Regions from separate parts of the Mus musculus genome. Here region 1 is linked to region 2. A link is a loop called in an ENCODE intact Hi-C map of the cell type or tissue named here. Cell type or tissue: heart. All regions are shown on one strand.

Region 1 (5,000 bases), 150 kb before region 2:
CACACACACACTGTGGCTGCACATTTCCCCACTATTCTCCATGAACTTAGATTGCATCTCTTGATGCTACCTTGTCCTACTCGAACGTTACAAATGAGGTTTACCCCCAGGAACAACCACTGTACATTGATTTTATTAGTGACTCTTCATATAATCTTTATACATGACATGGCATCTCAGCCTTTTCCAGTTTTGCCTTGGCTGTCTGAAAACACTGCTTTAGATTATCAGGCACTAGATTTGAGTGACAGTTTCATAGGAGTTCACAGATGCAGCCATGGCTACCAGCTGTGTCTATGAGGAAGATTACTTAAGAAAGCCAGTACATCTCAGTAGGGCAAGACATCCACTGAATGCCAGCTCTTGTGTCCCTTAGCTCAGATTCCTCCTGGAGTCTGTTACTGTTCAGTTGTGCAACCTGGGAAAGTGATTCAATGTGTTTGAGCCATTGCCTTTATAACTACAGCATTCAATGTAGTGGTTGCTGCAGAAATTAAGCAAAAAATAATACAGTCATATGTCACCCAGGGATGTTTTGGTCAATAAGAGACCACACATGCAATAGCAGCCTCTTGAGATTATAACTGAGCTGATAGAGCTCGTATTGCTTTGTGGTAACATCATTGCCATGGTGGAGTTCAATGTGTTATTCATATGATTACAGTGATGATAATGTAAACAATTTATTGCACTGCCAGAGGTAAGAAAGTGTAGCTTGTACGTTGCCTACAGTAAGCACTACTTGGTAGTGATAGCAAACTGCTTTAAGTTCATTGATTTAGCATATTTTCTAAATCATTCATTTAGAGTACCTCTACTTACTACAAATACTTAAGTAGGTTTGCCATGTTATGTCAGCACAAGGCTCACATATTTATGCTAATTATATGTCTGATTAAGAGGTCATATGGAGTGACGGAACCCTGTGTCATTTAGAAGAATCTGCACTTTGATGGCTGCACAATGAAATCACCTCATCTCATAGTTCTCTGGGCTCATCTCATCATTAAGCAGCACATGAAAGCCCTTAGTGCTATGTACTGTTAACGTACAGTCAATAACTTATTACTAATACTGTTTATCATTACATCCTGTATCCCTCAGCTGCTATAGACCTATGCCCTGCTGGGGCTGGGGCTGGGGCTGGGGCTGGGGCTGGGGCTGGGGCTGGGGCTTCTGGTTGCTACCTCAGGGAACCTTACCAGCCAATGGAAGAAGACCACAGAAAGCCAATGGCTAGGATGCTGCATTGTTTCTAAAAGCACTAGCACTAGTCAGGGTCACCCCATTTGGACTAGGTATTACTCTATGCTACAGACTTCCTATAAGGCAAATGCTTGTAGCTTCTAGTCTGAATTCCTGAACACAAATTCCAGCATTACTGCAAGATTGTGAAAGTTGGCCATGTTCACCAACTTTTTGAAACTAATTTATCTCATGGACCAGAAGGTCTTGTATATATTAATAAATGTCAGTTGGCTAGAGGGCAGAATAAGCCTTAAAAGCAGGAACATTCAGGGGTGTACAGAAAGCTGATGCCGAATGACTGTGCTCTCCCAGCCCTGGACTGTGTGTCTGGGAAATTCTGAAGGCAGGCAACAGGCTACCAGGGTGCGTGGCATTGCTGGTGTGGAGACCATTGTAAGTCAAAGATGTCAGCCCAGGAATGAGAGGCTAGACCCACAGATGAAGCAGTTTACAGGAATCAGGCAGAATGCTTCATGTAAATAGGATAGACCTCCAGAAGGAAGAAAATGATTAAGATGGAAAGAGAGAGAAGAAGTGATCAGGGCTCTAGGAAAAGCTGGGTCTTTAGGCTCTCCCAAGCACCTCAGGTTCCTATTCTCCACTCCCACATTATGACTACAGGGCCCTTGGCAGCTCTATCCAGGCCTTCAGCAGTTGGAAACAAATCTCTCTCTCTCTCTCTCTCTCTCTCTCTCTCTCTCTCTCTCTCTATCTCTCTCTCCTTATCTCCCGGCAGTACAATGATCCTAGTCTTATTTCTTTTGTGGGTTTGCTGAATCAAATGTAAGAGAATATAAAGTTCTATAAAAATGATCCGTTATCAATACTGACACCCCTATTACTTCTCCAATGGCAAGTACTAATTACAGCTATTACATATCTGTCAGGTGTACCTTCAGGATTATTGGCAATCTGCTCTCCAATCCACCCTTCATTAAAGAGAGAGAGAGAGAGAGAGAGAGAGAGAGAGAGAGAGAGGAAACTGAGGCTGAAAGAAGTAGACCCACCATGTGAATAAAGACTGCAAAGTTTCCTGTGAGGACATGGGACAGCAGGAGCTAGGGATCCAGGCACACAGCAGTCATCCTGTCAATTCAGACACCAGCTTTGTCCATTGTGAGCAAGACAGGAGAGATCACAGCCTTGGACGGAGAGCTACGGGGTTGTACAGTATGTGAGGGGAAGCTGCCTCCTCCTTGGAAGGATCAATATAAGGAATAGGCATCTTTATCTGATCCAAACACATCTCTGTCCCCTTGCTTAGGCAGCCATAGACAATGTTCACTTTCAAAACCACTATGCAACAACAGCATGTGCAAAGAGATGAAGTAGCACTAAGTGCAGGAACACAGACACACACACACACACACACACACACACACACACACACACACACTCCATAGGGCTTTCAAGAGGGAGCCAGAGGCCATAGTCTTCTCTGGAGACCACAGCTTGTCTGGCCTGGCCCTTTTCGGAGTACTGTAGGGGATAAACAGGAGTACTGCAGACAGAACTTTACATTACAGGGACTGATTACTTCTGCAGCAGAGCTGTGAAAATTAGAGCCGCCAGCCCCACAACTGAGCAGGTGAGAGGAACAAAACAACACAGACTCAGACCTGTTTACAGGAACGACATTCTTGTAGAGAGCCTGATAAGTCTGTTGCTAAGCCCGCCTTGCTTCCTGTCACCAAGCACCTGCTTCTCACGCAGGAAAGATAATCGCTCTGGGAACAGGCTCCACTCCGGAGACCTGGCAGAGTGCTTGCTATGGAGAGCCAAGGCTGCCTTTCAACAAGCCTTCCCCTTGTCCTGTGTGGGATGAAGGGAAACCCTACCTGGCAAGGAAAAAGCTTTGCCCTGCTGGCTGTCTGCAGCTGAAAGTGACCTGCAGAGAAAGAAAGATGTTCCTGGATTCTAAGCTCAGAGTAACTGCTGAACAAAGACGCCAAAGATTCTTGCTGGGACAACGTCAGTCACAGGGGATGAGGTTCCAAGAGTATGGCAGCTATCATCTGTCAGGCCAGGTGGTCACCTGCGTTGTTAGTGCTGAGTGAGACAGGTGGAGGGAAAGAGCACAGCCCTGAAGGGAGGGGGTACTGCAAAGGCTGGGAGGGTGCCTGCCACAGAGAGATCAATACAAGAAGCAAGAGTCTGTAGTTGACTCTGAAGAACGTAAGAGGGATCTTGGTAATTCTAGCCAGGATGAAGGGACAGCTGGCCTCCCATTGTCATCAGAGAGGTCCAAAAGTCTTGTTAAGAGCCATTCTGGAGGTTAGAGGGATGGGTCAGTGGTAATAGTGCTTACTGCTTTTCCAGAGGAGCCAAACACCCACACTGGAAGACCACAAACGCCTGTCATACCAACTGTCAGGGAATCCAATGGAGGCCAGCACCCATGTGCATGTGGCATAAGCTAATACAGACACATGAATGAAAAGTTAAAGGGTAGCTTTTAAAAGTCCATTTCTGGGTCCTGCTAAAAATGTAAGTCTGGAGATAAAGAAATTTCCTTGTAAGAATTGCTTTCTAAACATTGTATACACACACACACACACACACAGACACAGGTGTTGTCTTTCTCTCAGCCCCTCTCCCCTCTTTCTCCCTCCCTCCCTCCCTCCCTCCCTCCCTCCCTCCCTCCCTCCCTCCCTCCCTTCCTCCCTCCCTCCCTCCCTCATCATAATTCACAAAGCGTGTCTCCTCAATTAAATAGACCCACCAGCCAGCCTCAATGCACACTCAAATAGAAACACCAGGTTAGGCCTGAGGTTATTCATGCACCCTTTGAAATCCCAGACTTTGAAAGAGCCCAAGAGCTTCAACTCCAAGAAGTGTCTTCCATATAAACAAACAGCCCAGCCTCTAATCCCTCCCGCTCTCCATGCAGTGCCCGAGGCAAAGTTCTGTAAAGGCAGGAGCTAAGCACTTGCTTTAGTGTCCAGAACCATTGAGCTTTAGGAAGCAGCAGCCTTCAGCAGGGTCACTGCACAACAAGGGGACTGTCCCCACAGCCCTGGGCAGAGTTGCTCTGATATGCTAACTCTCAATCACTTGGAAACAGGGTCTTGTCTCTGGCCCTGGATAGGTTTATCCTCTTGTTACTGGCTTGCCCAGAGCTCACATCAGTCTTCACTCCTAGGAAAGGAAGGCACTGCTTTCTGCCAACAAACAAGCAAGCAAGCAAACAAACAAAAACCTATACAAAAAATATCCCTACCTGGGTATAAACCTATCTTGATTTCCGTTTTCCCCAGCACCATCCTTACTGATGGAATTGGTTAAAAATGTCCATTTTAAAGACTTTTTAAAGGATTCCCATCTATGAGATGAAACTCCTGGAGGGAAGCTTATTGAGACCAAAAAGGCCTAGGCATTAGTCCACATCTCAAGCACGCACCCATGATACTTTCTTGTTTATAGGTTCACCGCTTATATCACATAACACTAGCCAATGGTGTTCTGTTATACAATGCAAATCAATCGGGGAAAACATTACAACCATGAATACTACAACCACGAACTCCAAGGCAGGTGTTAGAAGTTTCCATGAAGCAATAATGATCACAGGAAGTGCTTATATACCAGAGGCACAGCAAACTCCATATTAACTCGTCACTCTCCGTGCCCAGCACCGAGCTTAATATTCTGATGAAAGACAATTTAGAGGAAATAGTGATCATCGTGAACATATCTGAGTTCATATCTGGAAGTCATAGAATGTGTTGTTGCAGGATCTGAGCACACACACA
Region 2 (5,000 bases):
TTTAGAAAAGCCGGGAAGTATAGCTACAGGCCTCCAGGAGCTCACCCAGGGTCTTAAAGAAAGTGGCCAGGCATTGAAAGGGAGGGGTAAGTGCACCCCAACTGTGAAGCGCTCCTGGTCGGAACTGGGCCGCCACAGCTCGGGTTTCGATGATTAGGCCCCGCCCACTCCGTCACCCCTCTAGAGCGGAGCTCTGTTCGGGCCACCAAAATAAAAAAAAAAAAAAAAAAGCCCCAAGGCCGAGGGCGCCCAGTCCCAGGTTGGCGAAAAGGGGGCCGCAGCCAATCCTGGAAACCCCATCCCGGAGGCTTCTAGAGGTTGATGGAGAGGAGAGTTAGTCACGTGGAGCCAGCAGCAGGGCTGGGAAGCTAAGTGTTGGGCCCCAAGAGCTGGGAAACAGGTTGCCGCCAAGCCCATCCCCTCCCCCAAGCCAACCGGCTGAGAACCGATTCCCGCCGTGCCCTGGTAGCGAACCCGGTCGCCTCCGGGGTGCACTCCTTCCCTAGCCCCAGCGGCTGGGCCAGAGCCGCTACGGCAACCCAGGCAAAGGCGCCTTCAGCAAGGTCAAGACGCGGCTGGTCGGCACCTGGGGATTTTTCCCCAGCCCTGCACTGGCTTTGCAATCGCATTGTTAAGGATCATGGCAGAGGCAGGAAATCCGAACAGCCCCACAGGTCTGCGCGGGGGAGGATTTATTTTACAGCGCCGAACACACTCAGACAGACCCGGGATTTCAGGGGGGAGGGGATGCGGAGTTTCAGGACACCGGAATGTGGCAAAAACAAAACCCTCCCCACCCATGCACGCTATCATCTGACTTGGGGGAGGGAGTTCAGGGCCACCAAGCCCCAGACTTCAGCGTTCCTCAGGGTTCTTTCTGCTAGGGCTGGGATAGCTTTTCCCTCTACAGGCGAAAAACAAGATTTAAAAACACTCCACTACTGTGGTTCTCTATCAAAGCCCATCAACGTGCGACAGGCTGCGGCAGCGAAGGGAGGCAGCGAGATAGGAGGGAGGGGGGTGGAAAGGAGCGCAGTTGAAACCAAACTGTTTTCAGTCCTGGAGGGAGGCGAGGGAACAGAAGCCATATCAGGCACCCATTCCCATAGCATCCGCATTAGGTATAATAATTTTTTCTGTCCACCCCCGCACCCCATAGAGGCCAGTACTCTACTTCCTAACCCACCACAAACACCCCAAACCTGGGCCTGGATGCCTGGCGTCTCTGGGCATTTCTAAAAGGGACTGGAGGCAGGTTTCTAAACAGGTGAAGGACGCTGGATTTAAAGCCAGGGAGGGGCCAAGAAAAGAGTCTTGGGGCTGCCTAGAACACCGATTTTCCGAAAACTACGTTCCCTGGAAGGCCATCCAACACCCCCCCACACAACACCTCCAACACCTGAATCTCAGGGCTCCACGGACTCAAAGAAATCTGAGTCCTGACCCGTTCTTCTTCACAGGTTAATCTTGGATCTCCACCCACTCAGTCCCTGCTTCGGTAACCGGTTCCTTGGGGACAGAGCTTTAGCACCCAAAGCCCACATCTCAGAAGTGGGCACCTCGGCACAAGGTACCCAGCTCCCCATTCCCCAAGTGGGTCTCCCAGGTACTTACAGTCCCCAAGCAGTAAAACTTTCAGGGTTGTCTTTCAAGAGCCGGGTGCTTGCAATACAGATCTGGGAGATCACTGAGGCAGCTTATATAATTGCCCATGATACTGTTCAGCGAACATCCTCCGAGCACGGCCGTACAGCTCAGCACAGGGACACCCTCTAGCCCCGGCGCTGGGGATCACGAGCATGCCCCACCAGCGCCTCTACAAAGCAGCAGGGTGATCTCCAGGGCTAATCAAACGCCAATAGTGCGCTCAGATGCCCGCAAAACCCGGGCTGACTCTGCGTCCTTATAGCTGCGTTGGTGGCTTACGGTTAACTGCATGTGTACAAACCTTCTCTCCAGGGTTGTGTTGTATGTGCGTGGGGGGTGGAGGAGAGGTGGCGACTGGGTAGGGGACTGGTGCAGGTCTGAGGCGGATTCTACATCTAACCTGAGCAAAACTCTCGTCCACACAGACCCAAGTGCAGAAATCGTCTTAACGTCTCCTGCTGAAAGGGATACCAAATTCCAAAGTTAGAGACCACGCAATTGAATTTCCAGTACTTTCCAACCTGGTTTAGGCGGGGGATGGGGAGGGGGCGGGTAGGGCATAGAAGAAGAGGGCAGTGGCCAGAGAAACCCACCTACGGACCCGCCAAGAGGCATTGACCATTCATAACACCCTTTACCCCCCTCCCCCAATAGTTATTGGGATATTCCTGGGTTAGGTGTGGACACACACACACACTCCGCGACACCACCTTCTTCCGCTTCTCCGATGCAAAGACTGCATTTTTAAATCACTAGGAAAATGACTAAGGAGCTCAGAGATCACATTTCAATACACAGCATATTTCCCGAAGCTGGAGGTGCAAGTAGTCACACACTCACAGCCCTGCACCCCTAGAGAGTCCACCCGGCGCCTGCAGTCCTCAACTCGTTCCGAGACAAACCGAACGAGAAACGACGCGACCGGCGAAGATGGGCAGGAGCCAAGCGGGTGGCAGAGGGCGTGCGGCTTGGGGGTCGCGTCCCCGGGTTACCGGCTCTAACCGCAGCGCGCACCGGGGCCGCTGCAGCCAGCTCTCGCCCCGCAGGGCAGGTTGCAGAGCGGGAGCCCGGCGCCGCCTCGTGGGCTCCTCCAGCGCCCGCCGTGAGTCTGGGGCGGGCGAGTCTGCAGAGGGGCTGCAGGAGACTGGGCCGTGGCAGGGAAGGGGATCCCGGCGTAGCACACGAACCTGGATCGAGCTAACCTCCATCCCACCCGCGGTCCAGAGTCTGGGGCCGGCTCCCACCTCTCCGCTCTCCCCCAACACTGGTTCCCAGGCTCCAGTACGCGGCGGACTCCCGGGGCTGCGGTGGCGGAGGCTCTGGGCTCCAGGCTCCTTGCCTTGTCGGCAACCTGGACGCCCCGCTCTCCTTCTCTTCCTCCCTCCCTCCCCAGTGCGGAGCAGGGAAGCAGGCTAGCATCTCCCGGAGCCCCCAGCAAGCTGCTTGAGCTGCCCGGACCTGCGAATGCAGAGAGGGGCGACAGAACTGGCGAGCCTCCGCCGTGGTCCCCAAGGCGCTTTTTCCGTAGAGCTGATCACGCCGCCTTACCGTGGCTGCAGGCTGCCACCGCCGGGGAAGCGTGGACGAGGACGGCGGGGAGGCGAGGCACCGCGCCGCTGGCTCCGCCGCTCCGCGAGTTGTATTGAGGCACCCAAGACGGAGCAGGTCCCGGTTCTGAGCTCAGCTCCGGTGAGACCAACAATAGCTCCCGCGGGGAGCGGAGCCCCAGCGAGCCTCCAGCCGCGCGCGCACGCCGGGCTCCGGCTCCCGGCCGCTCCCGGCCGGCGTTCCTGCCAGCACTGCTGCCCCACATGTAACAGCTGCAATCCCGAGGCTTCGGGGGGGGGGGGGCTGGGGCGGGGGTGCGCGCGCGGGTGTGTGTGAGTGTGTGTGTTTAATAGCTTCCCTCCTCTTCTTCCCCTCCCTGCCTGCTCGCCTGCCTGCCTTCGTCCCCCTCCCTCGCTCTCTTACACACAGGGCGAGCGAGTGAGCGAGCGAGACACACTCGCGCACACACGCACACACACGCAGGTTACATGAATGGGAGGCGGGAGCCAATCCTACGAGGCCGGCCGAGCGGCGCTTGGAACAGGGCTTCACCACGGCACCGGGGGGCGCCACACAGGTGATGCGCCCCCTTCCCCCGTGCCCACTCGGCCTCCTTTCCGCTCACCCATCTCTGTTGTGTGCCATGCCTTCCCTTATCTCCGTCCTCCCTTTCTCTGAGCTGCTTTCTCCATTTCCTCATCTCATTTTCTTTCTGGAATTCTCTCAAGTGCTTCAGTATTTTTCTCGGATTCCTCTTTGACCCTCCTTTCTCGCTTTCCTCGCAGTCTTTCGAAAACTTTCTCCTTCCCTGCCCCTACTTTTCTCCACTTCCTCCCCTCTTGTTTTTTGTTTTCTTGCCCACCTCCGAGTTGTGTATTAGTATATTGTGTAGCCCGGGCTCTTCTCTCTCATCACACCTCTCTTGGAGTCCTTGGCCCTGCTTCTTGCCTAACCCCTTGAAATACTTTTCCACACCTCCAACACTTTTCCTGGGTTGCTTTCGCCAGAAGTAATTAACAGTTCCTTCCTTGGGAATGCAAGATGCCTTAAAGAAAGGCCTTCTTTCCTGGGACAGCTTCCCCAAAACCATGGTAACCGCTACGGAGTCGTGATGGCAATCATTGGGGGAGAGGAGGGATGACAGTGAATATAGTCCAAGGAATTTCTGTCCTTCATGAGTCTGGATCTTAATTGCCAGCACATTACCAAAGGAAGAACATTTGTCTGTGATGGCGACACCGCTTGAACTCGGAGGCTTTTTGGAGAAACTAAAGAAATTCCCTCCTAAAGCCTGCTTCATGCTCCCTTCCCCTAGCTTCATTTTCCACCTACAAAACAGGTTCTAGCCACCTCCTTAGAGTGAACAATGGACAGAAAGCACTGAGGTGCATAGAAAGTACTCAGAGGTAGTTTCCATCTCCCATCTTCCACTACCTTTATAAGAAGTGTTTCAGGATGGATAGGTGATCAGTACTGATTCCCAGGCCACGTGGAAGGAAAGATTGGCTGTTACAAACAACAACAACAAGAGGGTACTGTGCCTCTGGAGACTCTGTGCAGATCACAAAGTTTATATATAAACTTGGGGTAGTAGGTGTCTCAGTACATCCTTGCTTCTGCATGCAAAAAGGCAAAAATGGGGACGATGTGGGCAGACTGCCTTATAATCAGCCCAATCTATTTTTAAAATCCTCACGATGAGTGAACACTGACCAGCGACAAAGCCTTTGAGACTTACTAAAATGTCAAGCCTTTGGGTGGCATTTATCAACTATGTGTCCTCACTGCAGACATCAAATGCTGGC

Evidence for each region. Peaks named below come from ENCODE experiments on the same cell type or tissue, not always from the same donor. Only the 100,000 strongest peaks of a DNase experiment are listed, where the experiment ranks them.
Region 1: it touches region 2 in a loop (1.8-fold over the local background); 4 of 42 quality-filtered maps call a loop at or near these places.

The regions. Positions count from the first base shown.
Region 1 is chr7:96,355,729-96,360,728 of GRCm38, reverse strand. The region is part of intron 2 of Tenm4 (teneurin transmembrane protein 4); the gene reads right to left. Among named protein-coding and RNA genes, the nearest start is that of Gm15412, 16 kb to the right of the region's middle. In heart, no CTCF peak of the experiment used is centred here; a DNase peak (open chromatin) is centred at 3,008; H3K27me3 peaks cover 743 bases.
Region 2 is chr7:96,208,605-96,213,604 of GRCm38, reverse strand. The region is part of intron 1 of Tenm4 (teneurin transmembrane protein 4); the gene reads right to left. Among named protein-coding and RNA genes, the nearest start is that of Mir708, 38 kb to the left of the region's middle. In heart, a CTCF peak has its summit at 2,749; no DNase peak of the experiment used is centred here; H3K4me3 peaks cover 4,140 bases; H3K27ac peaks cover 3,605 bases; H3K27me3 peaks cover 1,064 bases.